2 separate regions of the Mus musculus genome follow, and region 1 is linked to region 2. A link is a loop called in an ENCODE intact Hi-C map of the cell type or tissue named here. Cell type or tissue: left cerebral cortex. All regions are shown on one strand. Each heading gives the region's core, and the rest is flanking DNA. Links, peaks and the distances in the headings are about the cores only.

Region 1 (16,130 bases), core at 3,654-11,653, 170 kb before region 2:
CTTGCTAGAGACACACAAGGACTTGAGTTCTGATCCCAGCACCCAAGTGGAAAAGGTAGATACGGTGATGTACCCGTAGCCCAGTGTTGGCAGCAGAGAGAAAGATGGACCTCTGAAGCTCATTGGACAGCAAATCAATTAAATCAATGATGGCCAGGTTCAGCGAGAGATCCTGTCTCAAAAAGCAACACAATGTGGAGAACAAATGAGAAGGAAATCCAAAATCCACCACTGGAGACACATGTGTGTGGACACATATGCGTACATACCACCCATACACCACACACACACACACACACACACACACACACTTTAATAAACCCATGAGATTCTCAGCAATATAATAATATAGTCATTATTCAGAACCACAAACTTCACAGGAGAAGCGGCTTGGCTCAAAGCTTGGTATTTATATTTCATGACCTTGGTACCATCTTAACCCAGAAACTGAAGGGCTTCTTGCATGGCAAGTTGCAGGGTGGCCCTAGCAAAATACATCTGTGAGGGACTGGGGACATGGTGCAATCAGTAGTACAAGCATGGGGACCTAAATCGAGAGCCTCGACTTTCAAGTAAAATCCAGGTGACATTGAGGCATGGTGTCAAAAGGTTGGACATGTCTGAAGAAACTTGGGTCTCAAGACACAATACCACCAAAGTCAGGATTCTTCAGGAAAGAGGCAAGCATCCTCAGGCCCTCTCTGGAATGTGGTGGGTTCCCTAGCATACTGGTGACACACGTGTAAAACTTTATGATGTCATAGACCATGAAGTGATTCCCATCCAAAAGTGTAGAGCAATGACTGTCAACCTGTGGGGTCAAATGATCCTTCACGGGGGTCTCTAAGACCATGGGAAAACACAGACATTTACATTACAGTTCAGAACAGTAGCAAAATGACAGTTATGAAATGACAACAAAACCCATTTTTATGGTTGGGGGTGGGGGTCACCACAACCTGAGAATCTGTATTTAAAGGGCTGCAGCGTTAGGAAGGTTGAAAACTACTGTTGCCGAGGTCGGAACTGCAGGAAAACTTCAACCTAACAGAATTTGAGTTTTACAAGCTGAAAGTGAGAGCTTTTCCATTTCCATTAGTCACGCTCGTTTACTTGGACTCTAATTAGGAAAATTACACAACAGACAAATCACTTTGGGTTTATTGGGTCACAATCAATGCTGATCCGAAGAGAAAGGAATGTAACGAAAACCTGGTGAACCTTCACACTCTGAAGAAACATTTCAACAGGATCCAGAAAGGAGGGGAAGCAAGGAAGCCGCAGGGATCTAAGCAGCTGGAAAAATCCATCGTAGGCCCTCCCATCCCATCCCACCCCCCCCACCCCACCCCCCCCACCCCCCCACCCCCCCCACCACCCCCCCCCCCGAGAGCTGTCGCCCAGAAACCGGAGCTTGTATGAGTTTTCAAAAAGGCATTTCCCTCCGTGATCCACAGATCTCACTACTGCCTTAAAACTTCACTACTATTTCTTCTTTCTTTCTTTTTCTGTGTGTACACATGTACGCTGTGTGACGGTGTGTTTGCGCGTGCCTATGTGAACATACGTGTGAGAGGGTGCACGTGCATGTGGGCACACGCTGGCGTGGACGTGGACGTGGACGTGGAGGCCTGATGCCGTCAGGAGCCATCCTTGACTGTTCCTCCTCCCTTATTCAAGGGAGCGAGGGCACTCAGTCAAACTCATGGCCAGTCTCAAGCCGGCTTACTCTGAGAATCCTGTTTCTGCTTTACCTAGCCTCCACTCGGCACTTAAACGGGTTCTGGGGGTCCAGCTCATCTTCACACTTGCGAGGTCAGTGCTTAGCCGCTGAGCATCTGCCCAGCTCTTGCTATTCTTCCTTCTACCGTGCTTTACTCACTGTTAATCTTATCTTCTGTTTTCCCCTCGGACATTCTAGCTTTTCGTTCGAATATCTAACTGTGCGTTTATTCTTGTACATCCTGTATAACTATTCCTCAGCGTTTAGTATTTACTATAGCAGTCACTCGACATTTCCAGGTAACCTATCTTAACATCGTGTTAGTTCTGGGCAGACTTCAATGGATTTATTATTTTCCTCATAATGAGTCATATTTTTCTGCTTCTTAGGATGCCTGGCACTTTTTTATTAGAAGCCAGACGTTGTGAGTTGTACCTTGTTGGGTCCTGGATATTTTTTTTAATACCCCTAAATCGTCTTGAGCTTTGTTCTTAGATGCAGTTAAGTTTCTTGAAACCTTTTAAAATGTGTTAGCCTGTTCCACAGCAGCATTTGGTCTTGGTTATTTACTCCTTCATTCTGAGGCAAGATGATGTTTCTTGGTGCCCCCGTGGAATGGAAGACGAGGGCTTTTTCCCCAGCCTGGCTGTTGGGAGCAGACACTAACCCTTGCCCCTTACCCTTTCTGAATGCTCAGTTATGTTCTTTGGTGCTCGCCCTAGTCCTTGACAGTTTGGTACACTTCCATACTAGTCAACTCTCTTCGGAGTCCTCATGAGGAGCCCTCTGTGAACCTCAGAACTGTCTCTCCAGAGCATTCTGTCCTGGAAACTAGCTGCCTTGACGATAACTTGCAAGCATGGAAGTTAATGTGGACCCTGTTCTATGGGTCAAAAATGGAAATCAGTTTCAAACCAAATGTACAGGAGTAGAGAAATGGCTTGCCAGTAAAGAGCATGAGCCAGCCTTCCAGAGGACTTGGGTTCAGCTCCCAGTACCCTGGAGCCTCACAGCTGTGTGTAATCCCCATTCCAGGAGAACCAATGCCCGTGAAGTCGCTATAACATGATTGCCTAAACAGGACCGCCAACAGATAACGCTAACATGGGAGGGGGGAATCTCATGGAGCCCCAACTCTAGAAAAAGAACTACAGGCAACTAGCAACAGCTGAGAGCATGAAAAAAGTCTTCCTCCAGGAAGTGCTCCCCAATTAGTAATCCAATAGCAAGTGGCCAGTTGTGAAATTATATCCACACAAGTAAGATTACACGTACTGACCATGCTGTTTTTACATTTCTAAGAAATGCACACACACAGACACATATATACACACATAATATATACATACACACACACATATATATATATATGCATATGTTAAAGCATTTAGAGAGGTGCTAGAGACCATGTATATGAGAAAGAGAAAAAGGTATGGGATTATACTGAAGGAAATGGAAGAAGGGGGAAAGCGGGGGTGGGGAGGGTGGGAGGGTGGAAGATGTAATTATATGTTAAGAACATATTTTTGTTTTAACAACTCAAAGGTTATCAGCAAATCTATCATTGAACCGTAACACCCTCAGGCTGTAACATCTCCGTCCTTGACCCGTGGATAATGTCACTTCCGTTAAGCAAAGGGCTATCCATTCTTGTGCTTACAAGACACAGGAAAGTAATGGTCACTATCAGACCAGGAATCCAAACACACGGCCATGACCATGTAAGGATCACTTTCTTCTCAAGGGAACTGCTAAGATTTGGGAATGAGCCTGGCAGTGGTAGTACACACCTCTAATCTCAGCACTTAGGAGGCAGGCTGATTTTTGAGTTTAAGGCCAGTCTCATCTACAGAGCAAATTTCAGGATAGCCAGGGCTACACAGAGAAACCCTGTCTAAACACACACACACACACACACACACACACACACACACACACACACACACATTCTCTCTCCCTCCCCCATACACACAATCTCTCTCTCTCTTCCTATCTCTCTCTCACACACACACATCTCTCTATCTCTGTTTCTCATACACAATCTTTCTCTCTCTCTCTCTCTCTCTCTCACACACACATACACAATCTCTATCTTTTTCTCTCTCAGACACACAATCTCTGTCTGTCTGTGTCTCTCTCTGTGTCTCTGTCTCTCTCTCTCTCTCACACACACACACATACCCCACAAGTGAGATTTGGAAATCGATATAGAGCAAGTAGACATGAGAGGCTGCGTGGATAAAATCGCCACTTTATCATGGAGCACTATTTAGTGGTATTTTAGAACTTTCCAAATAGTTCTAATAATGGAATAGGTAACAGAGGTTGCAAGGGATCTCTTGTGATCCATTCCCAACTACAGGCCTTATATTGGCTTCAAATGCACTTGTTTAAAAGTGGTGACTTTTTGTCTTTAAGGAACCAGCATTTCAGAAGAAATTGTTGTTTTTTCTTTCTGCTCCTTTCCCTGTGTTTTTCCTAACACTTGCAAGGTTTTTCAGCTCATTAGAGCACCCTAAACAAATATCATGACACAAATCTTTAGTTTGGTTCAGTAAATCTTTTCTGAATGACTCACAAAAAAGGAAACAAACAAACAAACAAACCCAGATGTGTAAGTTCATAAAAGAGTTTTGAAACATATAAAGGTTATGTTTTATAACACTTATTTCTAAGATTTGCAGATAACCCAATTACAGCAAAAGACAAAAAACCAATTCAGTGGGTCATCTTCTGTGCTCCTTCAAGTACAAGCTCAGCTGAAAAGTGAAGCAATTATCTGGATAATTCAGTCCAAAAAAAAAAAAAAAAAAAAGAAAGAAAGAAAGAAAACATAACAAAGTATTAAAGGAAACAGGGCCCTTTTTTCCTGTCCCAAATTCACTGGAGCCATCCAATAACATGACCCACTGTAGTGGAATTTGGCATTAAAAAGGCTTGTCTTGGCTCCCGTCCAGTGGAGTTTAGTTACTAGATTCTTTGAAGGACATTGTACAAACATGGTCTCCCATGTAACTTGGTTCTAAGGCCTGGATTGCAAGAATGAACGTTGATGTTACTACGCAGTGAGGGGGGTTGTTCATTGGATCAAATTATCCAGAAAGCCTCTATCCTCTTACTTCCCAGTCCTGGGTTAGACCATGGCAATGTGTACTGCCAGCACTTCTGTGTGAGTGTTTGGAGCCTAGATCCTACAAGTAGAAGCAACTGGGTGAAAGGTGGCAGCCATTTGTCAATTGAGTGATTCTTTGCTCCTTAGCCCTGTCTTCTATATTTAATCCCCGGGATCTTCGTGACCATTTGACTGGTGGTAGAAATGACTGTGGGGTCGCTCACTGATATCTCAGCATCTTTCATGAGTCCTGCCTGCTCTGTGAATATGTGTTTATATATCACAGAGAGCAGCCATGCTCGGGAAGATAGCCTCAGTGCCTTCTGTTTGCTTGGCTGTGCTTCCAGGGCATTGGGAAGCATGACTAAGCAGGGGCTTCTGAAAAAAATGACCTGGAACTGGTCAGAGACACCTGGTAAACTAAAGCTTCCTGCCCTTGGGAGCTCAGACACATGACGTTCCTGGGGACACTGCTTTTGCTTACTATTCACCAGTGGGAAGAGCTTTGTCAGGAGAAAGGCAAGTCCTTTGTCTTCTAGAAGTCACATCTTTTTTTTTTTTTTAAATAGGGACTGAGCTAGGGAGGGAAAACTGGCCCTGTGTTTCCTATGCACGAGTCCCATATGTGAGCTTTCATTTAAAGGTCTGAGTTCAAGGAGTGGGTTATAGCCCTAGAAATAAGAGGTACATTTTCCTACAGCAATATGATTTTCAAGAAATGTATCATCTCGTACCTAATAGATTGCTTTTATCAATAAAGCCTACTTGAGGTATGTGTTAAAATTGTGATGGATAATTCAATTTTTTTTTTATTTTGGGGGGGAGGAGAGTGTGGAGCTAGAATTAAACCCAGCACATTGGCAAGCCAGGCAAGTTCTCTACCATTGAGCCACACTGCCAAGTCCCCTGAAAGTGATTTTTAATATCGTCTGCCTCAAGGCGACTGACAACACGATCCCCTTTGGTGTTTTGTGTAGGCAAATTCGTTTTCTGTGTAGACAGACATATAGACTTTACCTGAGCCCAGGGAACGCTGGGATATGAGGAAATGCAGAGTCTGCTTGCTAATGAACAAGGACAGTGGGTAGCATTCCCAGCATTTTAGGGGACAGCAGAGAGAACAGCTTAAAAATTAAACACCTTCATTTCTACCTTAGATTTACACTACCAACCCTCTTGCTTTCCTCTGCTTTCTCCTGTTCCTCCTCCACCTCTCCCTTCTCCATCTCTTCCTCCTCCCTGTTCTTCTTCTCCATTTCTCTGTAGTTATTCCTTTGAGATCTGCCCAGGTCCTCCTTTCTCATCCATGGTTCACATCCCATCACCTAACACTGCTCACAATCATCCGGGGAGACACACTTTCACTTACACACTTTTCAAACAGGAAGTTAAGAAAGCACAATGGAACCGAGGCTGAGCTGAGCTATTGTCCTGGAAAAAGATCTCATTACAATGATATGAAAGGGTTTTGTTTTTTGGGGTTTTGGTTTTTTTGGGGGGCTGTAAAACAGGAGGCATATTTATGCCCTCCTAAAGATGAATAGACTTATTTATAGGTAGGCAGACATTCCATATGATAAGCTAAAATTAATCATGCTGCTGAAGAGGTTGGAGTCCAAATTAAATATAGAAGGGCAGCCCGGCTCTTCCTCTGGTGTGCTTTAATGAAGACTACAGAGGCCGGAGAAATATTTATATTCTTTCATTCATATTTTCGGAATTGCCTCATGTCTCAGTCCAGACACACCCCACACCCCCATCCACACACACAATCTCTCATTTAAGGGAAGGAACTTCAAAATGAACGTGGATATTCTCAACTCAGTGTATCTTGAAGAAGAAGAAGAGGAGAAGAGGAGGAGGTAGAGGAAAGGAAGAAAGGAAAAGAGAGGGGTGAGAGAGGGGGGGTATTAGTGGGACTGCTCTTTTTAAAAACAGCAGCTCCCTTAAAACCAGATGACTTCCGTGGGTGATACACATGGGGTTCACCTACCAGTACTTTGTACAGCACATGATGTCTTAGGGGGAGTGAGTGAGTGAGAGAGAGACTTGGACCAGTACTTAGACTGTCTTTAGGTGACTGCCATAGGTTTCCCCAGTGAGCGCCATAGATAAGGGTTCTTTCCCAAGCTGCCTAACTGCCTGTGGTTGACAAAAGTCCCTGTCAAGCACTTGGGGTAATGTAGTTAAAGATGGATGCTAGTGGTGAGGGAAGACTCTTTAAGCCAAATGTCTTGCTGCCTTCTCCTGATGAAGTTCAAGGGTAGAGATGACCTGTCTTCCTATGTTTCCTATTAACAGTAGGACTAGAGACCTCAGCTGAACTGCAGAATCGAGGGTCAGGAAGAGACTCCTAATTATTCTGGTCTTGAGTCAGGCTTAAATGATATCTCTTCCATTCTGGCTCCACATCCAGATTCTCTCTGCAGAGTCACATAGCTGGATCATGGCACCCCAAGTGAGAAAATAACATCTTCAGACAGTGGGAGATAAGGAGGCAGAGGAGTGTCCCAGGCCTGGGCGGGGGGCGGGGGAGGGGCGTGCATGTTGATATCACTGAGTTATGAACTATTTCCTTTTAATCCGGTTTCAAAAGATGACTTCCTCCATATGTGATTAATTCTGCCTATAACTACAAGGAACTGCATATTTTAGAGCCGGAGTGTCATCAGTACGAATGTTTAAACAATCTCTGTGGTCTCTTTCCCACACACTGATTTAACATGTATATAAAAAGGCTTTCGGAATGAGCGTTTCACATTTGCTTCTCGAACTTCACCGTCTGTTTTCAGTAAATCGTGAAGATGAAACTCTCCCCATTCATGCCTGGAGCGCTGGCCAATTGCAACTGCGGAATGCGCATTCAGGACCTCTCACGAATGCGGTTCCCTTCTCGCGAACCCAGCCCGCCCAGCCTGCCGCCTGTTCTTTCCCCAACGAAATCAACAAGACCGCAGCGGAAAGGTTTCATGGTCAAGAAGGCTGACCTAGTCTCCTAATGAATGTGAGAACAGTAGGGGCCACATAGGTTCAAGTCCTCCCTCCCTCCTACATTTGCATCTGTCCCCACCCTGTAATGGCCCCAGTTCACATTTTACTGCTGTATTGGGAGCAGAATCTCTTTTCAGTTTAAAGTGTCCCAGGTTGAACTGAGATCTGTATGAGACTGTCTACTGTCACATCCAACTGAGGTCTCTACTGTTCGGTTGCTTTATGTAGGAGAAGGGGGTGGTTTGGTTTGGTCTGGTCTGGCTTTTTGTTTGTTGTCTGTTTTTGTTTGTTTTGCTTTTTGTTTTTTGTTAGTTTGTTTTTTTGTAATTGTTGTTGTCTTTTTTCAAGACAGGGTTTCTCTGTGTAGCCTTGGCTGTCCTGAAACTCACTCTGGAGACTGGCCTCCAACTCACCGAGATCCACCTGTTTCTGACTCCCAAGTGCTGGGCTTAAAGGTGTGTACTGTTGCTACCACCCTCTCAACCTGTGTTTTCTGGCTCTCACCTTGTTTTTTTTTTCTGGGTGTAGCAGCAATTGGTGCTGGAATTCGAATCCCAGCATCTCCTTTCAAGCGGGCGAAACCGTCAGAAACCAATCTCAGAGTTAACAAAGTTAGCTAACAAAGACAAGACCTCTGCAAAACGGAAGACCACAACGTCCCCATCCCGGACGTCATCTGCTGCCCTTCTTGACCTGACTCAGGAGATAAACGCCCATTCTCCAGGGCGGGCAAGTAAAGTCATTAGAGCATAGACAGTGGGAGAGAGTGGCTCCTCTCCCTGATAAGATGGAAACAGAGAACCAAAGACCCTTGAAGAAGGGAGGAGAGGTGGCAGAGGTGGAGACTGCAGGCAGAGGCAGTTTACAAGGGCAGAGGCAAAATGGAGTCTTTTGTTTGGAATTTCAAAACAGCCAAGACAGAGCATTAAGGCAAGTCAAGGGTTTTTTTGTTTTTGTTTTTGTTTTTTTTTCTGAGCAGGAAGGCTAGTGTGAGGTGCCACAAGGACTGTGTTCAGACAGCAGGCCCTCCTCAGAAGAGATAAATTGTTGATGTGCCTAGCAAATATTCTCTGAAAGGTTCCCCAACCTCAGACGGTACCACCAGTATTCAGGGCAGAACTACGGGCTTCCCAGTGTACCCAGAGACTGAAGAGCACAGCCCCCCTCCCAGTTGTCTGTTTTCATTACAATTAAACATTCTACATTCTGGGAAAGAGAGAGTCCGCAAGCAGGAGGTAAATATTTTTGCCATCTTTGAAAAAAGGATGAAGGCTGAGAGTCACAAAATTACATTGATTTAAAGAAGTAGGGGAAATTGATATGTTTTGCTCACTTCGGTTTGTAGGCTGAAATTTATTCCACATATGTCTTTATAAATATTTAAGTATATAAAACCAAATGTTTAATATAAGATCCACATTGTAAATATTCCTTTGAGAGTATTTTTCTGCATGGACTGGAATGGCTGAACTTCTTAAAATATAAGTCCAAGGGGCGGAGGGGACAGAGCCTGCGTTTTTGGTAACCCTCCCTGGAATACCCACAGGCTGTCTCCACTGCTGCAAGGAGTTTTAATGTACATTTAAAATTCTAAAATTCTGAACTTTTTTTTTTTTTTTTGTCTCTTCCAACATTTTCCTTGTCCATTTCCCATGCAAAGAATCCCTGGATGGTGGGTTCTGTGGGCTGAGGCCTCTGCACCGCTTTTGTTAACTGATTACAGAATTGAACTTGTTTTTCTCCTCCTAATGACAGTCAATGTCTTCTTAAACACCCACTCCTCTTTGTAGTAGTTATCTTACTGGAGCAAGTTAGTGAGCTACAGTACCCTCCTCTGTCACATCAGGATCACAGCCACCTCCTGGGGTGTTGGCAAGGTTAAGAAGTGTCTTGTGGGTCACCTGGTAGATGGCTGTTGTTTGGCCCAGGATATGACTCCACCATACTGATTAGACTATAGTGACTGTTTCTATTTTGAATTCATGGTTACCGAAGGGGTAAGGGGGTGGACTTTGTTGTTTTGTTTTTTCATAGATAAATACTCTCAACCTTTTGACCTCCACACATGCCATGGCATTTATTCCTCTTCACATTTATATTTATAAATAAATAAATAAATAAAGCAAGCAACAGGGTAAAAAGGACTAGAGAAGCCGCAGTCTTCACTGATCTTCAAAGTGAATGAGAACAGTTCATCTCATCTCATCTCAGTGAAGGTGACTTGGCTCACAGGGGAACCTCAGAGCTCCCTGCCGGCATGAATGTGGCCTGGGATCCTCCCGCCGCCCCACCCCCACCCCCTTGCCAGTGAAACTCTAACTGTATCTATTACTATATATCGCCTAAGTAAGATTTTTAGCAAAAAAAAAAAAAAAAAAAAAAAACCTTTGTAGCCAACAGAAACAAAAGCAAATGAAACGATCTGACCCGGTGCACCCTCTTCTTTCAGAGTCAGTGACAGTTAACCCTAGAAAATGTAAGCGTCTTGACCGATATCGCACACCAAATCAGTGGCAGAGCCCAGAGTAAGCTGAGCTCCCGCCCCCCTCCAGCTGAAAGAGGCAGCTAAAGCCGCAGAAGTTACAGGGCCAAGATTCACACCTTACACTTCAAATGTGCAAAACAGTAGCTTATTTATTTTATAAAACTGATGTAATCTCGTCCAAAAGCCCTCGTTTCGACAGACGGCAGAAGTAGCTAACACTTGGGCAGTAACAGTCTCTTCGTCTCTTCTGGATGAGAGAGTGGGAGGGTGGGGCTACTCCACTGAACTCAACTTCGCAGCTCCCTAGCAAAGCAGATAGTACCTCCTGCGCATCACACCCACTACCCCAGCCCCTCCCCCTCCCCAGATGCTCTCTGGGTAGTTGAAAAGGCCTTGGGTGCTCGTGGGCAGCAGGAGGGGTACACACATCCTTTGCAGGCCCTGCTCTTTCCCTGGAACTCTCGCCACCTTCCGGCCTTGGCCTCTGCTCTCCCTCCTGTACTGTGTAAGTGTCTGCAGCTGGGATAATTTGCGGTCTGTTCTCTCAGCATGGGCAATCTGTGCTGATAGCTCCCAGGGAGCTGGGCTATCTCTCCTGTGAAAGTTCTACCCCAGGTGCCAGGGCTGTGGGGAAAGTCGTCATTGTCATCGGAAAAGAAGCAACTGCAGTTTAGGGAGGTCGCCTTGATCAGGGACCTCACCAGCTCAGAATTATCTAGAATTGTAGACATGATACCCTTAACTTTTTCTCGGGGTGCAAAAATTAAAAGCAGACACATAATTACTGTGGAAAGTAAGCCTTCTTGTTAAAGGCAGAAGAGTAAAAACACTGATGCCATTCCCTGCCCACTCCGCCCCGAAAAAACAGATGAGAACCAAAAAATAAAACAAACAAAACAAAACAAAAACCAACAACAAAAAAAGTCCTCTCAGCATCATGAATGAAGAAAAGAAATGGAAGAAATCACTCTAATCGCAAACCACAAACTATAAAAAATACCTGCCAAATATTACGGCATGAATGGAGATGAGGGAGGCCCCGGATGCTGGCCTGCAGGATCTAGATTTCTCTCAAATTAAGGGAGGCAGCTTAAAATGTGAACCCAATAGGCCTTTGATTAGAGAGGGGAGCTTGAAGGGGATTGAGGTCTGTCCTTGGAGACACCGCGGTTTGAATGCTATGGGTTTTTACCTTCTCTTTGGTACTTTTCTAAGTGTCTTCAATTGTGTGTGTGGTGAGAGAGAGAGAGAGAGAGAGAGAGAGAGAGAGTGAGTAAATACCTTCTTGCCAAAATGATATCTATCTCCATCATAAATAAAAAGCAAACCAAACAAAAAAAGTAGCTAGCATTGCTAATACGTTAACACCCCTATCAAAACTCTTCTGAGGTGGGAGGGTTTTCCTTTGGACATGACTAGGCTGCTGGGTGTTATAAAATGGAATCTGTAAGACGAGCTTTGTGTAAGGATCATATCCTACTTAAGCAGGAAGAGGAAGAAAGGAGCCAAGGGGCAGGATGGGGGCGGGGGTAGGGGCAGTCATTGTGAAAGTGAAGGAAATATTAGAATCTGAATTTGTCCGAAATAGCCCAAAATCTTCCAAATTAGAGAATTCTGAGGTTTGAAAGTAGTTTAAGTTACAAATTCCTCTCCTCAGATTTCCGCTTTTCCCCACAAAGGCTTTGCTGGCGTCTGCCCATTCAAATTACTATTTATTTGTGATTTTATCTCATGAGGGTGAGAAGTGACGGGATCTAGGAATGACCCAGGACTTGTGGGTAGGAAATGACCAGGCACAGTAAATCAGCTAGCTTAAGAAAGCTCCTCCCACCTCTGCCCGCGACACACCCACTCCTTCCTACCAGGTGTCTCGCTCAGGCCTGCAAAGGGGTCTAAGGGCACTTTGCTTGCATATCCACGATGGTTGCCTTCGTCAAGCAGACTGCTCGGCTAGAGAAGGAAGGCAATCCCTGCCAGCCTTTTGCGAGGTCCAGGTGGAACTTTTGGTATCTAAACTTTCTTCCAGGTTTTGATCCTTGCCAAGATATCTGGGCCGTGTTTTGCATTCCTACCATACTTCTCCTTCTAGACTATTCCAACCAAAGTGCTTTGGTCACTCTAACAAACTCCCTGAGGTGATTTATTCAGAAGAAAGGTTTGTTTTAGGAGCTGGTTTCAGGATTGTCTCTCCAGCGCTGAAAGACAGTGCATCGCCACAGGGGGGCGTGCCAAGCACTAGCTCCCTTCATGGCTTCCAACAAGCCTGGGAGGGGGAAGGGGAGGTGAGGGGGCGGGGGATATGCTCTCACCCCACCCCCTGCAGTCTTATCTTAAAGTTGGATTATAACATCAAAGGCTGAGAACCAAGCCTTTCACATATAGGGCCTAGAGGACCTTTCGGATCCAAATTACAGCAATGGATTGAAATCGATCAACGACAGTCAGAACTGAAACCAACCAACCAACCAACCAAATCTCGATCCCTTACTGAAAACCCGGAGTTGACCCAGTGAGCTATCTGTGAATGCATTACTGATACCATGGCTAGGAGAAACAGGACAACCGGGGATTATTTATTTTTGTTTCGAGCCTCCAGTTTAAAAAACAGAAGAAAGAACTAGTTGGTAGTTACTAATCGGAATCAGTAGCAAACAGAAAACCCTGCTGAGTCAGGATAATAATGGATCCTGGAGCCAATATTACTTGGCTGATGATTCTAGAAACCGCCCCTGGGATGATCTCTTTGATAGCATCACCCATGGATGCCCTTTGAACAAGGCTGTATGCTATTGCACCTCTCTGGGCATGAAGTGTGTTTATAAGTCATGGGTTGTGGCCCATGGAGGTGTGGCCAGTGTGACTTCTTTTCTGCCTCTTTCATTTCAGGAACATGAAGAAATGACCAGAGATCCTGCGTTCGGGATCTATGAACCTTAGGATCCACTGTATACTTCTAACAGTACTACCTGTCTCGTCCCAGGTCCCTGGTATCTTCTTCTTTGAGGCAATTTGAAATCATAATTTCTCATAGGGAGACACAACCTGAACTTGTCCGATGGACCAAACCAAGGACTCAGAGAGCAGCTTTTATCAACGAGAGACCCAAGACCCAACCCCAGTGTGTGTGTTGCTGTTGTTGCTGCTGCTGTTACAAACCACAGAATCCACGATGATTTAAGCAAAATGAGGTTATCAAGACTTCCTAGTAACTCAGCAATGAATTGGAGGGCCGAGGGAAGAGGGAGGTTTCAGGAACCCAGCCCAGATCATAGGTAGAGTAGCCAGAGGGTGCTGGCACCGCTGTGCTTTGCCAGTCTCTTCAACTGTAAATTGGCTTCACAGAATCCATTCCATCCCCCACCCCTCATTCTTGCTAATGTCCAAATACAAGCTTCAGGCAGACATGTTTGCTTCCTCATGCCAAGGAAGAGGGGTTGGGAAGGTCTGCCAAAGGAAGGTGAGGCTTAAAGTGGCAAGCAGAGAAAATGCAGCACAAACATTTTCCAGAGCAGCAGCACCTACTGAAGAGGATGCTGGTCTTTTATAATGAGGACTTTTCCATTTAGACTCTTTAAAAAGAAACTGGAGGCCCTAAAAGTTATCGATACCTGTCGAGTATAAGGGTAAGAACACGGGCTGGCTAAAAGCAGAATAGCCAAATGTCTATCGTCCCAGCCCTCCCCGCCTCCCCATGTATCTATCAACCTCAGTGCTTCCCACTCTTCCTCTCTTTCCTCAAGCTGTCTATAACTCTATTATTCTATCCAGAAGGTCTAGGCCCACAGAATCTGGTTTTCAAGACAGTCATAGCAAGGGGTTGGGCTCATAGCAAGACAATTAAATTCTGCTTGGTTATGTGTGGAGGTAATGTATTTCCAAAGCTCTAAGAGATGTCTTTTAGCATGTATAACTATATTCCCATAGCAAGTGTTCCTCTGTCCTAGTTCCAGGAAATTTGGTTTTGAGCTCCGGGAGAGGCACAAAATAGAGGGTAGAATGCCTTACTTCTGCTCTGGGTCTAGGAAGGGATTGTACTCTTATTTTTCCTTTCCCAGGGACCTATTCCTGCCCTGTCCTATGGTTCTGCTTCATAGCATCGTACAAGGTTTTTGAGGTTCCCTGGACAAGTCCAGGAGAACAGAGGGACTTCCTTGTTTCCAATTTAGGAAATAAATAAAATAGGGTTTGTTGCATCACAGGTGAGCTAGACAGCATAGACATCAAGAGCTGGGTTGTCAAGCATACTATCTAACAGTTAAAACTACACGTTTCCAAAGGACAAGAAGTCCTTGCCTTTAGTGGCCTGAGTTCTCTATGCTCCTCCAGTGGCAGAAAGCTTCACATACATTGCCTATACAAGTGGTCCTGGTTAAACCCAGTGGGTCATAATAGTAAAACAAGACTCGAAAGCGGATTGGGATCTCTCAGTGGTGGATGGGAGTGGGGGGGAAAGACACAAAATGTGGCAGGGAACCTAAGCAGAATGTGCTGTATAAATGTATGAAAGGGCCAAAAATATATTAATTTTTTTTAAGGTGAGGAAGAGGTTGAGGAAGACATTTTGATGATATCCCCCAGCCTGCACAGGCACTTGAATGGATGGACGCACACCTCATCGCCACAAGGAAATAAGATGTAGCAAACTGTCACACATTTACTCCTAAATGAACTTAGGAGTCTTATGGTTGAGAAAAGTTGGCTTCCCGTCCACCCATATGTGCACACTCCACCAGCCAGATGCCAGACGCCATCTGCTGGGCCCAAGTTGTATTGCTCTGGAGTTAACTCCCGAGGCCACAGAGCCAAAAGGAGAGCAGTCCACTCCAGCCCGGAAGCCTCAGTGGGTCCGCTGACTCAGAGCCCAGGCCCGAGCAAGTCCACGAACAAGTCCGTAACAGTTCCCAGGTTACCAAGTAAACTATCCTCACCGGGAATGAGAAAAAGGAAGAACATCGCATGCAAGCCTGCATCGCAAAACCGCCATTATTCATTTAAAGCTCATTTAAACCACAAAGACACTTCTATTTTCTCAGGTGTTTCAAAGTTTTGATACGGGGAGAAAATATTGTTTCTCGAAGCATAAATGAGTCTAATTCAAATTGATTTGATTTTTTTTTTCATCACATTCTCATAAAGAATGTAAGATCTCTTCCAGGACTTATGTCCCAGGTCCTGTACCAGGTTCAGAGCATCCCTGGGCTCCAGTCTTGGTTCACCACAGGTAGGCATATATGTTCCTGGCATTTCTCCGATGTCTGTAGAGGTAGGAGCAGATAACCACAGCCTACACCTTTTCCAAAGAAAATGTTATTAAACTATCTTGCTGAAAATCAAGTTTGTTTTCTCTATGTTCTAAGTATCATATTATTTAATCATGTTCAGTTTTGTTTGTTTGTTTTGTTTTGTTTTGTTAATAAAAGAAGGTCTGGGCCAGTTGCCATGGTGTCAGGACCCTGGAAAAAACACTCAGTAGTGACAATTGCATTATGATCCTCCAGATTTGTTCCAAGTATATGTTAGATCCATCTGTAAAATGAATGGGAAAAAAAAAAAACCCAAAACCCAAAAAACAAATAACAAAACACAAAAAAAAAACCAATGCAGATACTCTCACGTGTTGAGAGATGTGTAGCTAACATGGCCACCATCTGCAAATTGTAGTAATATAGATTATGTATTATAAATGCCAAAAGACCAAGATAGATTAAATTTTCATGATTCCTTCAGCAAACGTTATAGCTTACATAAGCAAAGACCACTGGCCCAAAAGTGAGGAGCGTTTGCGGCAACAGGACCAGCTACTGATTGACTCGTGGAGC
Region 2 (16,130 bases), core at 4,865-12,864:
AAATTATGCAGTAAATTTCAATTAAAAATAAATCTTGCACTAAGGAGTTAAGACAAGTGGAGGAAACTCACGGTCCTGGCAGGACACAAGAAAGTAACAATGTTTGCCTTTATGCAATTCTTTTTTTTTTTTTTTAAGATTTATTTCATATATATGAGCACACTGCTGCTGTCTTCAGACACACCAGAAGAGGGCATCAGATCCCATTACAGATGGTTGTGAGCCACCATGTGGTTGCTGGGAATTGAACTCAGGACTTCCAGAAGAGCAGTCAGTGCTTTTAACCTTTGAGCCATCTCTCCAGCCCCCAACAATACCTGCCCTTAGCCTGCACGCCTGCTGTCCCCTGCGTGCATGCTGTCCCGACATCCTTCAGCATCAGGGGCAAGCCCGTGCAAGCCTCTCACCACATCTACAAAATGCGGAGCGGACCTTCTACTTCCTGTCCGGAGTAAATCAGATCCGTCACCTAAGTGCTTGAGAGCTCTGTTGAACCATAGATTTTATACTTCGGTGTGGGAAAGAAACATCCAAATAAAACCCACACCTGAAGATCTCAGAATTTGAATTTCTGTTCTAGAACTAGGGAAAGATGAAAATTTTGACTATTTTCCCCAAGGTAATAAATATGAGCCATCTATCTTGTTCTGATTTAAGATGGTGACGTTAATGTAGGAATATCCAGCTATTGTATTGACAGGCAACGTAAAATTAAAGCATAGGCTAATTTTTACTGTGAACTTCCACGTTCGAGTTCACACTAGTCTATCATGTTGGAAAAATATTTTATTTCAGGCTTCGGGGGGTGTTAGAGTCTGTAAGTGGGAGATTATGAAACTAAATCTAGCCGACTTTTAGAATAAAATGCAAATGTGTCTTACAAACACCACACTGTGTTCTTTTTTTTCCTTTTTCTTTTATTATTTACTTATTCATTTTATTTTATTTTATTTTATTTTATTTACAACTCTAGCAATTCATTAAAGAGAACAAAATAGCACGTGACAGAGGGCTCCTGCTTATAGAGGCAGCCTCAGTTCGAACTCTTCCCCCGGAGTAAATATATCTGGGACTACACACCACTCAAAGTGTTAGGATGCAGAGTCAGGGCCTGGCGTCCCCAAACCTGGGGCTGCACTGCTCACCTTGAGAACTCTGAATCAGGACCAGTTTCCTAAGTCACCAAACTGTTGCCAGCTACTGAGCATGCGTGCAGCAGTGCTTTAACTGCGCTGTGCGGGCTCATGGCTTCCGCCTTTTTCTTGAGGACTGGCTAAACACTGGCGTTGCTCTATGCGATCAGTGCAGAGCCGAAAACAAATACGACCTTCTGCCTTGGAGCTCCCGTGATGGCAGAGGTAAGCTACACAGAACACAGGAGAAACAAGGAGGTCTAGAGGAAGGTCTTTTAGAAGGTGCTAAGCTAAGTACGGAAGTGTGGAAAGGCAAGGGTGGAGCAGGGCCAGGGCCCCCAGGCTATGGAGGACTGCAGTCTCAGTGGAGTAGGTAGGGGGCGCTCACTACAGTGGAATTTGGACAGAGTCCTAGAGAAGGAGAGGAAGCTGATTGTAAGGATGTCTTGAGAACGTTCCAAACGCATAGAGGAGATGGCCAGATGAAGACGCTGTACAGCTCATAAATGAGTGACAGAGAAACAGGTAACGTGAATGCAGCCAGAAAGCTAGAGCGAGAGCAGGATAAACGCAGGACATGGGCAAAGGGCAAGCCTTGAGGCCAACAAACTTGACTGTTCGGTAATCCGATCTTTTTTTACATTACTAAACATTGCTGTAGGTTCTGTTTCTAGGAGGGCTCTCGGGGGCTACCTTTCAGACTGTGTCTACCCAGCGCGTCTCTGACAGTATATTCACCGGGCTGGCTTAGAGACACGCAGTGTGTCTAACTTGCTTGCTGGCTTAATGTCAGCCTATCTAAATCCAGACCAACCTCGAGCTCCACGGGACAGGTATCAATGGAGGGTTTGTTGGAGATGAACGTTGCACGAGCATAGAGAACAAACCCTTTGGCCATTTTAAACATTTTAAACAAGGCACCTCTCCCCTTTCAGGGTAATCCTGTAGGTAATGGCAGGGGACATCCATAAGTAAAGAAAGTATAGAATTAATACCCCAACTGAGCTTTTAAAAAAAACCTTAATTTTTTACATCAAACTTAGTTTAATTTCACCTGTGCTCCAAGCCCTTAAAAACACATAATATAAAGAATGAAAACATTTCTTGAATTAAGTAATGCCACGTATTTTACAGGCACAGAACCAAACGATGAAATTGGCCTCCGGTTTCTATCCTGGCAGAGTGGACAGGCCAGCTCACAAGACGTTTGAGGCCCGTTTTCTTTACCACTCTATTCATCCAGGTGGCTTCCTCTCTGCCAGCCTTCAGTGGTAGCTTGTCTGCTCTGCAGGGTAGCATCTACGTGAGCAAATACAGTGCGGTCCAACTACACGGGGACATCTCCTAGAAACATTGTAAATTCTTCAAGATACAAAGTTCTGAACTTAGTAGTGATTCATTCTCTCTACAGTCACTTGTTGAAGTATCTGCAGTGAGTTAAGACTTCAGCTGAGCACTGGAGAGTTCGGGACAAATCAAAGAAGGCTCCTGCCTCCTGAGGCGCACACACAGAAGCAGGAACGGTAAGAGGGCAGCACAACCTGCGTCCTTAGGGAAGGCGTGTACAGAGCTCTGCATAAAGCGAGGTAACACACATTTGCACCCTGAACTTTTCCCATCCAGACTGACAATGAATGTCTAGCTGTCTCTGCAGTCTATAGGAAGCATAGAAATCAGATGTCTAAAATCAGAGTGTCAGGAAATGTCCAAATAGGGAAGAAAGCTCCACCCCAGAAGCTGACTGATAGATGGGGTGGGATTAAATGTGTATAAGCCAAGGCTGGGAGCATCCAGCCTGCTGACAACTATGCAGAAGGAATGTTTGTAGCTGGAGTGGCTAATTTTATGAAGCTACCAATTCTCCAAGCAGGAAAAGGTTCAGATTCAAAAGGGCGAAACCTTGGCATCTGAGAAATGAAGTGCTGTTAAAGCCAAGGAGGGAAGTGTACGAATGTTTTGTTTTTCCTACTGTGGGCAGACAGGGGTACATGGTATCTTGGGCTAATTAGGATGGCTGGAAATTCTTGCCATAATAGCAAGGCCTTGTTCATGAAGCTGCATGACTCTCCTGGCCGCAGACAACGGGGAGATTCGTTCATCCTGATCTAAGAGTCATTAAAAAAAAAAAAACGTTGGATGGCCGTTGAGATAGAAGCCATCTTCTACGGCGTCTATATTGACTTGCATGCTATAAACTTTTAATGGTAAAGCCCATATACGGTCATGATTTCATCAGCATCTGTTAAACTCCCAAGAGAACTAGAAACTACTTTATCAACCCTTCCAAACTTAATGCAAACCCTGGGAGCAATGATATTCGCGTTAATGTGGACCGTGAAGTTCAGGGTTTAGAGAAATATTTAAGGCATGTCTTGATCCTGAAAGCATTTTCTTGCTTGCAAAGCATATGACTAAAAAAAGAATTTCGGAGGCGCTGCCATCATCTAGGGATAGCAGTGGAAGGGAAAGTCACTTCATGTCAATTCTATCTGATTGCTTGTGAGACTCTGACAAACCTGCAGCTCCCTGGTTTTAATTTTTTTTTTTTAAAGCATGGGTCTTCACTTGAACTTCATAGCCCATAGAGAAAAAAAAAATTAAAACCAGACAGACTCAGTTCAGTTCTACATTTTACACGCAATCAAAATGATTTGTATGCATGTGAGAGCACACACACACACAAACACACACACTTGCAGGCCATATCCTCTCTATCCATCTCTCCTCCCTCAGTTTCCCCTTTGGGGATCACAGTCTGCTTAAGAGATAAGAGGTAACCACCCACTGAAACAAGCCCTCTCTTAGATTATCACGCAAAATTTTATTTAAATACAACTTTGAATATACTTCATTTAGAAAGAAAATGGGTGGCCTAAAAACTCAGCTTTTTTTATGTCTCCAAAATTAACTCATGGTGTGCTTCAAACTTGAGTCTCGATTTAAGTACAATGACAAAAACCAAGTGTGCAGCTTCAGCAGGATGAATAGTTAACCAATTAGCCCAGCGGAACCTAAGATGTTCTGGAGAAGAGGATACAATTTAACATTTTTCTTTTTCACACAGAAAACTCAAGAAAAGGCACACGGCTTCTACTGATGTTCGAAGGAGAGAGGGAGCTTGCGTATTTACTCGCTACCTTTGCGTTTCCTGTACCAAATACCAAGTCGGTGCAAGACAAATGTCGATCTGAACTTGGCTTGCTTATTTACTTAAGTCTCCGTCTCAGTGGCTACTGTTGAAAGCTTCCCCCAAGATGTCTTCTAGTTACCTGTGCCCATGTTTCTTAGATCTCGGTTTCAAACATACAGTGATGTTTGCTGAGTGAGTCAGAGTGATAAAAATGATAATAAGGATGGAGTAAGGAAACTGTTCCCTTTGAAAGTACTCGATCCTTCATCACTTCTCTCGAGGTCCGAGTTCAAGTCTTTTCACCAGGACTAGCATAACTGTTCTTAAATGTAAGGTTATGAGGTTGTTGATCCAGCATGGGCCAGAGAGTATCTTATAAAACATTGACTCCTGAAAGAAATGCTAACCTGTTGTTCCCCTTGGAAAGAGAGAGGGGGAATTTCCCATAGTCAAATCAGGTTAGGAGAATCAACCTGATTCCTTCATGTGGTCCATTTCAGAAAGACTCTCATATTACTGTACATTTTAAAATGTGGTACATTATCTATGCTCCACTAGAAAGAGGAAAGAATACTGCCAAACTATCATATGTCCTTATCACAATGTTTGTCTTAAAGATTTATTTATTTTTATTTCATGGATAGCAGTGTTTTGCCTGAAAGTAGGTGTAGCATGCATGTAGTACCAGCAGAGGCCAGAAGAGGGCACTGGATCCCCTGGAACTGGAGTTAGCAGAAAGTTGGGATCTGCCACGAGGATGCTGGGACTCTGACCCAGGTCCTCTGCAAGAGCAGCCAGTGCTCTTAACAGCCGAGCCCCCTCACCAACCCCCATCACTTTGGTTTTTTTTTAAGCTGAATCCTCATTATGAAAATAGTAGAGTGGAAAAAGCTGAGTATTCAAATTTATGAAGACAGTAATATATCGTAGCATCAACTGATAATTTACAGGGTAAATAACAGAACTAATATTCCTCATCTTATAAACTGAAAACTGACAAGCTTCTAGACTAAAACCCCTAAGAAGCAGTTAATGCCTGAAGAAGTTACCTGGTGTGCTCACACGCCTATGTGACAGGAGCCCGGACCTGGAGGTTGTACCCAGCCGTTGACTACGCTCTCCTCAGCGCATGCTCTGTGGTACCTTACTATGCCCCACTACTGCTAACTCACATTCCCCAAGCACACGGTCATCTCCTGCCAGCTCCACGCCCCGCTAGGTACAGCTACCTCGTCCTTGACACCCTTTCCTGTCCTCTGTGAAATCTGGTCCCAGGAAGCCATCCTGCCGTATGGTGCAGAAAGCAGCAAAACATTTCTTACCCTTCTCCTGCCTCTATAGTTAAACGACAAGGGAGTGTCTATGAGGACTCACAAGAGCATCAGTAAAGTACTTCCTTCCAGCGGCCATCTTCCTGAGGCACTGTTCTGAGGCCTAAGGGGTGTTTGTTTGTTTTGTTTTGTTTTTCTTTTTTTCTGTTTTTCTTTTTTCGAGACAGGGTTTCTCTGTGTAGCCCTGGCTGTCCTGGAACTCACTCTGTAGACCAGGCTGGCCTCGAACTCAGAAATCCGCCTGCCTCTGCCTCCCAAGTGCTGGGATTAAAGGCGGGCGCCACCACTGCTTGTTCACCGACATTCACCCGGTCCACAGACATGCATCGGGTGCCCGTGATGTGACAGACGTGGTTCTGGTGTGAATGGAGCAGTGAATCAACCAGTCAAAAATCTCAGCCTTTCTGGTACTTTACAGGATCCAAGCATTTCCTGTAACAAGAAATACTTTGCCTGGCCACCCCATCGTCCTCTCCGGGTTTTAGCCGGCTGCTCCCTGGTTTCTTTTCTCCGCTTTCTTCTCTTGGATAGCAAGAAGTGGAGGTTCTATTTTACAAGGTTTGGGAAATTTTCGGCTAATGTAACACTTGAGAATTCTGTCTAATTGTAAAAGTAATAATAATAATAATAATAAATGTTATATAACTCTTAGTTTACAGTTGAAGACATGGAATAAAAGGTAGAAAAGGATGCTTCCGGGGCCCCACAGCAAACTGGTAATAAAAACAAACCAGTAAGGAATATATAATTTGTTTCTTCATCAATGCCAAAACTATAGTAAAAGGCTCTGAAACTTGAGGTTAAGTTATATAAAATCACATGGGTGATATTAAAATATTAATCAAGTGGAATGAGTCATCCTGAGATAATATGTATTCTGGCAGTAAAATCTTATAAAATTACAACTGTAAAGATATTTACAATGGTAGATTTTCCTGGCTTGCCTAAAATTCAAATAATCTATTGATTTAAAATAATATCCCGTTCTCTGTAATCGCGTGGCTGAATATAAGCATCATAAAGTAGTGTTGAAGGGAGAAGTATTTATCATAAAAGTTAATATGTGTAACTGTGCAAGTATATAATTTATTAATCCACTGTGTACCTAGTAAATACTTTTGAAGCATTTTTAGATAAGTGATACTTGTGTGGGCGTATTAAATACAGATAAAGGGGGAAATTAAGGCATTTCTAACAGATGTTAAGCTTTCCCATAAATAGTTGCTTTCAAATGTGAAGGCACAAAATATCTACATTTGCTTATTTATCATTTTGTCACTCTGTCTCAATAACCTAGCTTAAATAACTTTAAATTAAAATGTATCCAGCAAAAGGAATCATGAAAAGTTTGATTGCTGACTAAACTGTTTCAGTTGAAACTCTAAACTGGGCAAGACTGATGGTGAAAACCCACAGGTGTGATGGGGCGTGTTCTGCAGTTCCCTCTGGCTCGCTGCTTCATCATGCACAGGGGCTGCGGGGAAGATCCTGTCATTCCTCTCTGATCGTTTCCAACATCTCTGTGAGCATGGGTAACTGCAGAACCAGCCTAGCTAAGCAGTGTCTCCACATTCATCTTGTCCTGACTGTTTGTTTGTTTGTTTGTTTTGTTTTGTTTTGTTTTTCGAGACAGGGTTTCTCTGTGTATCCCTGGCTCTCTGTCCTGGAACTCACTCTGTAGACCAGGCTGGCCTCGAACTCAGAAATCCGCCTGCCTCTGCCTCCCGAGTGCTGGGATTAAAGGCGCTGACTTTCTTATCCTATAGAAGTGTTGGAGACAGTAATGTTTTATATCTTTTACACTCATTGTTATGCTTAATGTTCAAGAAGAAATACTGAAATGTGTTTAAGATATTCTCCATGCCTCTCTTGACTATTCTACTGCACTATGGATTTTATAATTATTGATTTGTTTGCCATTTAACAAAGTTTAGTAAGGCATATGCCTGGCACTTTGGATTTATACATATACATTATTTTGTGACAAATCGGCCTTGACAAAATATGCATTCTCCACAAATGATTTTTTAAACAACACCACATATCAAGTTTTCCATATTAATTGAAGCTTTACTATATTATAAAGCTACTAAATCTTGTTTCAAAAATACTCAACTCATTAATCAACTCATTAATAAATATTTAAAATATAATTTTTCTAGTTTCCTAAAATATTCCATTCATGCAAAAACTGATCCATGCTTAACATTCAACATGTTTAACTAATAACATCTCGAGATTCTATAAAAATCCAAAACATGGCAAAACAAAATGTGTAGTTTTCTTTAATTCTTGGGTGGTCCGCTGCAGAAAATTTAGCTGCATATAAAGCTATAAATTACTGCTAAATCAGCTATTTGGTACAAGATAAGTTAATTTACAAAAACTTGTTTTAGTTTGTAGAGAGTCTACATATGAAAGACATTTCCAAGAAACGTCGGAGTAAAGGGGGTTGGAGTCCTATTGAAAACGAAAAAGGTTTCACTCTACGCATATCGTCGGAACACGGTATAGGCAGGGAAAGTGTGGTTCGTAAATCCATATGTTCTTAACTGGATATTCCTTACATACTTTCAGATTTTTACAATGCACCTATGTGTTCAATGCTAACACTGCAGTACAAGCTGTGAAAGAAATGTAAAGCCAGCGCCACCTACTGGAAGGCAGGTGTAGCAACCAGTCAGCTGCTTTCTAATTCTGTTGCAAACTATGCAGAAACTTGTCTCTGTTTTTAAAGTTATCCCTCTTTAAACAAACAAACACACCACTCCTGGCCTGTTAGTGTATATGGCATGTACGAGGCCCCGCATCAAGCCTGAAGAACTGCATGCTCACATGCACACACACACACACACACACGCTCATGCACACACACACATATCACACGTACACATCATACATATCTGTGTTTCTATGTATTCTTCAAAATGTTAGTATAATTAAAAATCTAGGTGAGATGAACTTGTGGAAATGGTGAGCAGAAAAATCAGAACTGTACTAGTGACAGCAACAGAGAACCAAGGGCTACCAAACCCTGGTCCTTTTCACAGTGGTTTCCTGTCTGCCTGAGAACAGGCTCTGAGCTCCTCTCGCAGAGCCCAGGGGTTTTAGAACAAGAACAATAGAAAACGAGAAACTACAAACACATTGTGTCCACAAAACTGTTTGTTTGATTGGTTGATTTGTTTGTTTCCTAGAAGACCATAGGAGGTGGTCCGGATTTTAACAGGCCTATTTTAACAGCACTAACAGAGACTGTGCTGTTCCAGTGGGTAGGCGGGGTGATTTTAAAGTAGATGTAACACCAGTTGCTGCTAATGAACTATTGTCAGTTTTAATTGAAAATGGTGCTTTTTGCTTTACAGAGATGCTGTTGTGTGCATCTGTACTCAATAAAGTACAAACATACTAATTTGCTCCACAGCTGTGACCAGATGAGCCAGAGTTCTTAATTCTCGTAGTAAGTATAAGAACTATGTATGCACCTTCAAACAACTAATAAACCAATGAACTCATACTATTTTAGAGAAAAAGGCAAATAAATTCTAGATGGTACATATGTGTGTGTGCATTTATATGTGTGTATATATATATTTATATATGTGTGTGTATGTATACATATGTGTATATGTGTATATATAGGTGTGTATGTGTATTTGTGTGTGTATATATGTGTGTGTATGTGTATATATATGTATGTATATATGTGAATATGTATATAGTGTGTGTATATATGTGTGTATATGTGTATATGTATACATGTGTGTATGTATATATGTGTGCATATATATTCGTTTAAGAAATACCAACCACCAGACGCTGTGTCACGTTCTAGAGTCGCAAGCCCCTGGTTCACTAGTTCTCCTCTCACAGAGCATGGTCTTTGTATTTCAAACCCCATTTTCGGAATGAGCCCTTGGGAGTTTTCATTTATTCACTAGAACGCTATCTTCCCAAACGACCTAGCAGTCGTGGGCTGGTTTGTTAAACAGGTCGATGAGGTGACTTCAGAGTCTCAACTGCTTCCTGTGTGCATGGTGTGAAGTGTGGCTTATCACTAGAACTAGAACTAGACCTATCTAGACAGCGCCTCTAGTTGGCCAAGAACTACCATGCTATCTGATCTAAGCCACCGCAATACCAAATTTTCCCTAGGATTAAAACTGTGCATCAAATTTTGCTGCACGATCCCTCTTCGGATAGTCCTTTCATCTTGCTTTAGTGACGAGGATTCTGGTGCTCAAGTACTACCTAGCAGACTTTCCTGTAGGTCTGGAGTAATAATTAATACTGACATTTGCGATGTAATTCACCTCCAGCCAGAAATGAAAACTGTAGCTAAGAAGAAAAACAAAGCACGGAATTCCATGATGGAACAGATTATCTAACTTTCCTTCTTCATTTTAAAGAAGAGGAGAAGGAAATCTGGGCAGGCTCACAGACATGTCCAGGGTCACACACAAGCCAAGGACAGAACTGTGGTCAAAGTTTCTGCTCCGGGCCCGGGGTGCTTTATAATACTTACAGGAGCTGTTGTGGGAAATTACCAAGAAATCCTGAGTGAGAAAAATGACCTTTAATGACAAACATGAGTGAACCATAACTCAGATGCACCTAATAAGCTCTTAGTTAAAATTATGCATTATTAAAAAAATAAGGAGAAAGGCAAGCCAGAGCTGGAAAATGATAAATCACTTCTGAGATACAGGCTTCCAGCAGGCCAGCCCATTACGATCAATCTTAGGAGCCTGTTTCAATTATTATTTCCTTTTAGCTCTGGAGTTATTTTGTATTGAATTATTATTCAAAATCAATGTTGAATAATTATTCAAAATTAATTTGCTATTCGATATTGAATTATTATTCAGTACTCAAATTTAATGGGGATAAGGAACCAAAATCTTTTTTGATTTACAGACATTTCTGTCGTAATGGGTTTGGGCCAAGGAACAGGGATTTAAAGCAAGAAATAAAAATTTCATGTTAATTTCCTATGCCTCCCATTTTGCCCTCTTTCCCTCTGTGTACCAAGTCGTAAAGGTTAGGGTTCTCGTCATCACAACGACATTTTTTAAATTTGAAAGTTCAAATAGTTTGTATCACTGTCGCTAAATCTAATAACTTTCTCAGCGTGCCTGCCTCTCAAAGAGTAAAACCCCATTAGAGGCGTAGATAACAAGCTCGCTCACTGCACTTCAAATAAGAATGACCCTTGAAAGTGAGAGAAACCCTAACCAACTCATTTGCCAGTCCAAGGGAAGAAAAAAAAAAAAAGGTTTCTCTGGGTTTTTGTCAATATGGGGTGGTGAGAATGGAAGACACACATATTTACAGAACGTGACGTCTGGTGCTGGACAACATCCAGCATCCACAGGGAATAAAGACATCAAACACAGGCTGGGGAAGGCAAGATGGCTCAGTAGGTAAGGGCACGTGCAGCCAAAGATGGCAACCTGGATTCAATCTCCAGGAACTATGTGGTCGAGAGAACAACACACCCATAAGTTGTCACCTGACTGCCAGAGATGCACAGAAGTAACACACACACACAACATCAGTGTTCAAAAGAGACAACAGACGGAGAGAGGCGATATATCTCAAGCAACATGCATTTGTGGTACTGTTAAAGTAAAAGAAGTTAAATGAAAATTTATTTATGGGGGTTGGAGAGATACCCAAGATATAAGATACAATTTGCTAAACACATGAAACTCAAGAAGAATGAAGACTGAAGTGTGGACACTATGCCCCTCCTTAGAATTGGGAACAAAACACCCATGGAAGGAGTTACAAAGACAAAGTTTGGAGCTGAGATGAAAGGATGGACCATGTAGAGACTGCCATATCCAGGGATCCACCCCATAATCAGCATCCAAACGCTGACACCATTGCATATACTAGCAAGATTTTATCAAAAGGACCCAGATGTAGCTGTCTCTTGTGAGACTATGCCAGGGCCTAGCAAACACAGAAGTGGATGCTCACAGTCAGCTAATGGATGGATCACAGGGCTCCCAATGGAGGAGCTAGAGAAAGTACCCAAGGAGCTAAAGGGATCTGCAACCCTATAGGTGGAACAACATTATGAACTAACCAGTACCCCGGAGCTCTTGACTCTAGCTGCATATGTATCAAAAGATGGCCTAGTCGGCCATCACTGAAAAGAGAGGCCCATTGGACACGCAAACTTTATATGCCCCAGTACAGGGGAACGCCAGGGCCAAAAAGGGGGAGTGGGTGGGTAGGGGAGTGGGGGTGGGTGGGTATGGGGGACTTTTGATATAGCATTGGAAATGTAAAGGAGCTAAATACCTAATAAAAAATGGAAAGAAAAAAAAATTAGATACCTTGAACTTTTCATGCATGTTTAGTTTAAAATATATTTTGATCTTTCAGAGAGCACTAAAAGATTATATAGAATAATACATTTGAATAAACTTTATAAAAATAAAAGTGCATCAAAAATTTAAAAAAAAATTTATTTATGGGGGCTGGAGAGATGGCTCAGTGGTTAAGAGCACTGCCTGCACTTCCAGAGGTCCTGAGTTCAAATCCCAGCAACCACATGGTGGCTCACAACCATCTGTAATGACATATGATGCCGCCCTCTACTGGTGTGTCTGAAGACAGCTACAGTGTACTTACATATAAGTAATAAATAAGTCTTGAAAGAAAGAAAGAAAGAAAGAAAGAAAGAAGGAAAGAAAGAAAGAAAGAGAGAGAAAATTTATACACATTTAAGTGTTTTTAAAAGCCTATTTTCATGGAAAAATATAAATCCAAATGGATATAAATATATATCCATTTTTAAAAATATAAATATATTTTATAAATATATATCATTTTTGTAATGAGCCTAGTGAAAATACCTATGGTGCTTACACTGGGCAGTGTCCTAACCTTTTTGATACGCTAATTTATTTAATTCTCACAGCAGCCATTTTGGACAGGACCTATTATTTTCTTTCTTTTGAAAATATGGGAACTAAGACGTCCAGACAGTAAGAGTCAAAGCCAGATTCCAATTTCCATCAGTCTGGATCCAGAATTGCTTGCTGAGCACTGAGCACCCTACTGGAATGGCTTGCTCCTTACCGGGTTCTGTTGAATTTATGTCTGAATTGTTTCGTCATCAAAAGTTCCAGTCATTTGTATTTCAACTCAGCAGTGTCCTTGTGGAACACTTTATGAGCCTGTTACATTTTAAGGAATACACTGCTCTTCTATAAACTCTGTGTCTCCGCTGTGGGTAGCAAACTCGCCCTACAAAACTGTATGCTTTTCCCCGTAGCGGTATTTACAACGGGGGTTAGGGAGAAAATAGACACGGAGCCTTGGCTGTACGTTTGTGGTCCAGTTGTTGTTGCACGTGTCTATAGCGATGAAAAACTGCCGTATGGTAGAAAGGTTTCCCTCATGTGCAGACACAATGCAATGGGTGAGCCTTGCCAGGTCTGCAGCCCGCCTCTCTGTCTCTGTCTACCCTCACCTTTTCCCATCTGCTCTCATCACCGGCTTCAAGACTCCCGACTCTTGATGTTACCGCGCGCCCTCAAATCCATCCACGCACGCGCAGGCCAGGGAGCAGCGTACCAAAAAGGGGTTGGGGGCGGGGCTCTGTGCAGTAGGCTGCATTTACTCCTGAGTTGTCATAGATCAACAACGTGAAATCTACTTTTTACAAGTGCCTTCTCTGACACTTGAAATCAAGTTGCTATCTCAAGCCCTATCATAGCTGTGTAGGAAAACCCAGAGCCCCCCCCCCCCCTCCGCCACCCCTTGTACTGGAAATCCCCCTCTCCCCACTCCGGGCCATGCAATTAACCGCTGCGCATGCTTTGCGATCAGCCATCTTCCTTGTGGAGGCCTCCTAAGCTTCAGAGAGCCACCTCCCTTCCAAAACTTCTGTCACTACAGAAGGCAGCTAGGATCACTCCGCTCTTGCTCCCCACTCTACCCAAGGCACAGACGTGTCCAGTCTAGCCACACCAACATATGGTCAGAGGGCCTCCTCCGGTTTTATTTCTCTCTTCTACTTGTTGAAAAACCCAATCAACTGAGCCTTGTTTATCACCATATCCCCACTGCTCACGGCATGCATTCGACTCTTTGTAAGTGTTTAATAACATAATAAAATTCTCTACCGGATATATTGATAAAGATGTATACAGTAATGGGACTATAAATAGTATTAACAATCATATTCACTGAAGTAAAACATTTGACCATTGCGAATTTCATAATAAAATTGAGATACTAACTTAAATGTTATAGACACACAGTGAAAGTTTGAACTTTTATGCTTCTTTGGTTTAAGTGCTTAAAAATCACATCTTTAAAAAGTATACTGGTTCTATCTTATCTTATTTTTATCTTTTAAGACTTATTTATTTATTTTATGTATGTGAGTTCACTGTAGGTGTCTTCAGACACACCAGAAGAAGGCATCAGATCCCATCACAAATGGTTGTGAGCCACCGTGTGGTTACTGGGAACTGCACTCAGGACCTCTGGAAGAGCAGCCAGTGCTCTTAACCACTGAGCCATCTCTCCAGCCTGTGGTTCTAATTTTGGACCCAGTTTGAAACATGCTATATCCGTTCTGTTTATTTGGTTCTTGTTAATAGAAACTCTTGGCTACAGTATACGTGACACAATTACCTTAAAGTTTCCCATTTTCACTTTTTCCCTAAAGGATCGGCCACATGTACAGCGAGAAGCTTGGCATTCCCTTAACAAGCTGAAAGTTCTACCTCCTGTGCACTGACTTGTAGATGTGTACCCATGCACTGGAGAACAAGACGACACGGGGAAACACTGGTGACAAGTGAGTGCTGGGCGAGGGACCTCCAATATTGAAAGGACCATGGAAATGGGTGTCACTCAGAGGACGGTGAGGGTTTGTAACCAATCTCCATCTTTAAATTAGGGTCCAAATAAAAGAGATCAAGTTTAGTAAAGCATGCTGGTGTACCATTTCCTGCAGCAGAAATACCCACTCTGCCCGGTGCCCTACCACAGAACAACAATTGGCAACCTGAGGGGAGCCCGCAGGCTCTCGGGGCCACGGGCTGGCTCTTCGTCACCAAGTGCAGCAGGTTGAAGGCAGACATAGCTGTGGTATCTCCAGCAGAGGCAAAGGCAGCGGCAGAAGCTGAGTAGGAAAGAGGAAACAAAAACAACGAATTAAAACCTCAGGAACGGTAGGCACACTCATGGAACAACTGATGGCTTGGGTTGACCTAGGGCTAAGCGCACGCACAGTGCTAATAAACCATAGTGCGGCGGTTTCGGATGGACAGCTGACTCTCCCTGCCACTGTGAATTCCTGCACTCGCTGAGGAGGCTGGCTTTATCCCCAGTACATATGTGAGTGCAATCGAGGCTCGAAGATCCAAGGACACAGAGCAAACGTGGTGTGGGAAACGCTCATTTAACAGCAGAGCCAAAATGTGTCCTTACGTAGAGACTTGCCCTTTAAGACAAGGGAAAAAAAAAAAAAACAAAAAAACAAAAGATGAAGGACGACTATGAGACTTTGCTCCACAATCCGTTAACTTTGAAGAAGGCATAGGGAAGGTGCCCTTTCGTTTAATTCTATGATTTTTAACCTCTAAATAAAATTCTGGGAGTAGAACTCATGACCCAACATTGAAAGGGGTAGAAAATATTTTACTGAAGTCTTGAGAAATGAATCACGTAGAAGAATCCCCAACCTATACGATATTAAGACAAAAGTCCAGCTTGTGGGGTTTTCATAAGCATGCCACACAGGGCTGTGATTGGTGCGTAAACATCTCACGCAGGGCCATGATTGGTGCGTAAAGATCTCACGCAGGGCCGTGATTGGTGTGGACTAAGTTCAAATGAGATTGAAGAATACTGGGTGATTATCAATCTCTCGTGTTTTATTTAAAAACGCCGTGTTAAGTAACTTCAACTGCCTAATGTCCAAAGATGGAATGAAACTAATGTCTTGATCATTTCCTCGCCGCCACCCCCTCCATTCCCTACCCTGAAATAAAAGTCTTTTCCTGGACTCTCCTGACCCCCTTGAAGAGCAAACATGTGATAAACAGTAATCTATTTGACCAAGTCGCTCTGGAGTATATCTGACCGAAATCTGCTTGTATTAACATGCCTGAACTCTGACTTTCCCAAACTAAACTCACTACAGAAGCAAAACATTTTTGTGTTACTAACTGGAGGGGTTGGGGTGGGGGTGGGGGCTAAGAATCACAATGCGCAGCCTGAGAACCGTTAGACATAAATAAAGATGTCATTTTCACGAGTGACTGCGGAGCAGGCAAAGACTGCATGCCTTTGTAGCAGACTACTGGCTAATAAAAGATCAAAGGTCTATACCTCACAACGCCGTAAATAAAAATGTAAGTTTTTTTTTCCCCCTCCATGAGACCCTTCCCCATGAGGGATAAAGTATGTGCGGTAAATGTAATTACTTAGCAAAGCTGCGGCCTCTCAGTGCTCCCGCAGCTGACCATAAAATGCCTTCCTATTCCGTTTCATCAACCGCTG

What was found. Hi-C counts contacts between places; a loop is a spot of excess contacts. Peaks named below come from ENCODE experiments on the same cell type or tissue, not always from the same donor. Only the 100,000 strongest peaks of a DNase experiment are listed, where the experiment ranks them.
Region 1: a loop joins it to region 2, with 2.9 times the contacts of the local background. A loop is called at or near these places in 7 of 42 quality-filtered maps.

Annotation. Positions count from the first base shown.
Region 1 is chr10:120,686,973-120,703,102 of GRCm38, forward strand. It overlaps Gm35062 (a long non-coding RNA gene), which reads left to right and starts at 1,440. Exons shown (of 3, transcript XR_872122.1): 1 at 1,440-1,815; 2 at 7,628-7,839; 3 at 8,179-8,207. In left cerebral cortex, for the core only: no CTCF peak of the experiment used is centred there; DNase peaks (open chromatin) are centred at 4,670, 7,647 and 10,622.
Region 2 is chr10:120,856,404-120,872,533 of GRCm38, forward strand. It overlaps Msrb3 (methionine sulfoxide reductase B3), which reads right to left. Exons shown (of 7, transcript NM_177092.4): 2 at 14,632-14,748. The coding sequence starts at 14,707. Gm15910 (predicted gene 15910) reads left to right here and starts at 1,226. Exons shown (of 3, transcript NR_038023.1): 1 at 1,226-1,358; 2 at 2,545-2,656; 3 at 4,198-6,925. In left cerebral cortex, for the core only: CTCF peaks have their summits at 4,965 (motif pointing right), 8,245 (motif pointing left) and 12,208 (motif pointing left); DNase peaks (open chromatin) are centred at 4,966 and 8,238.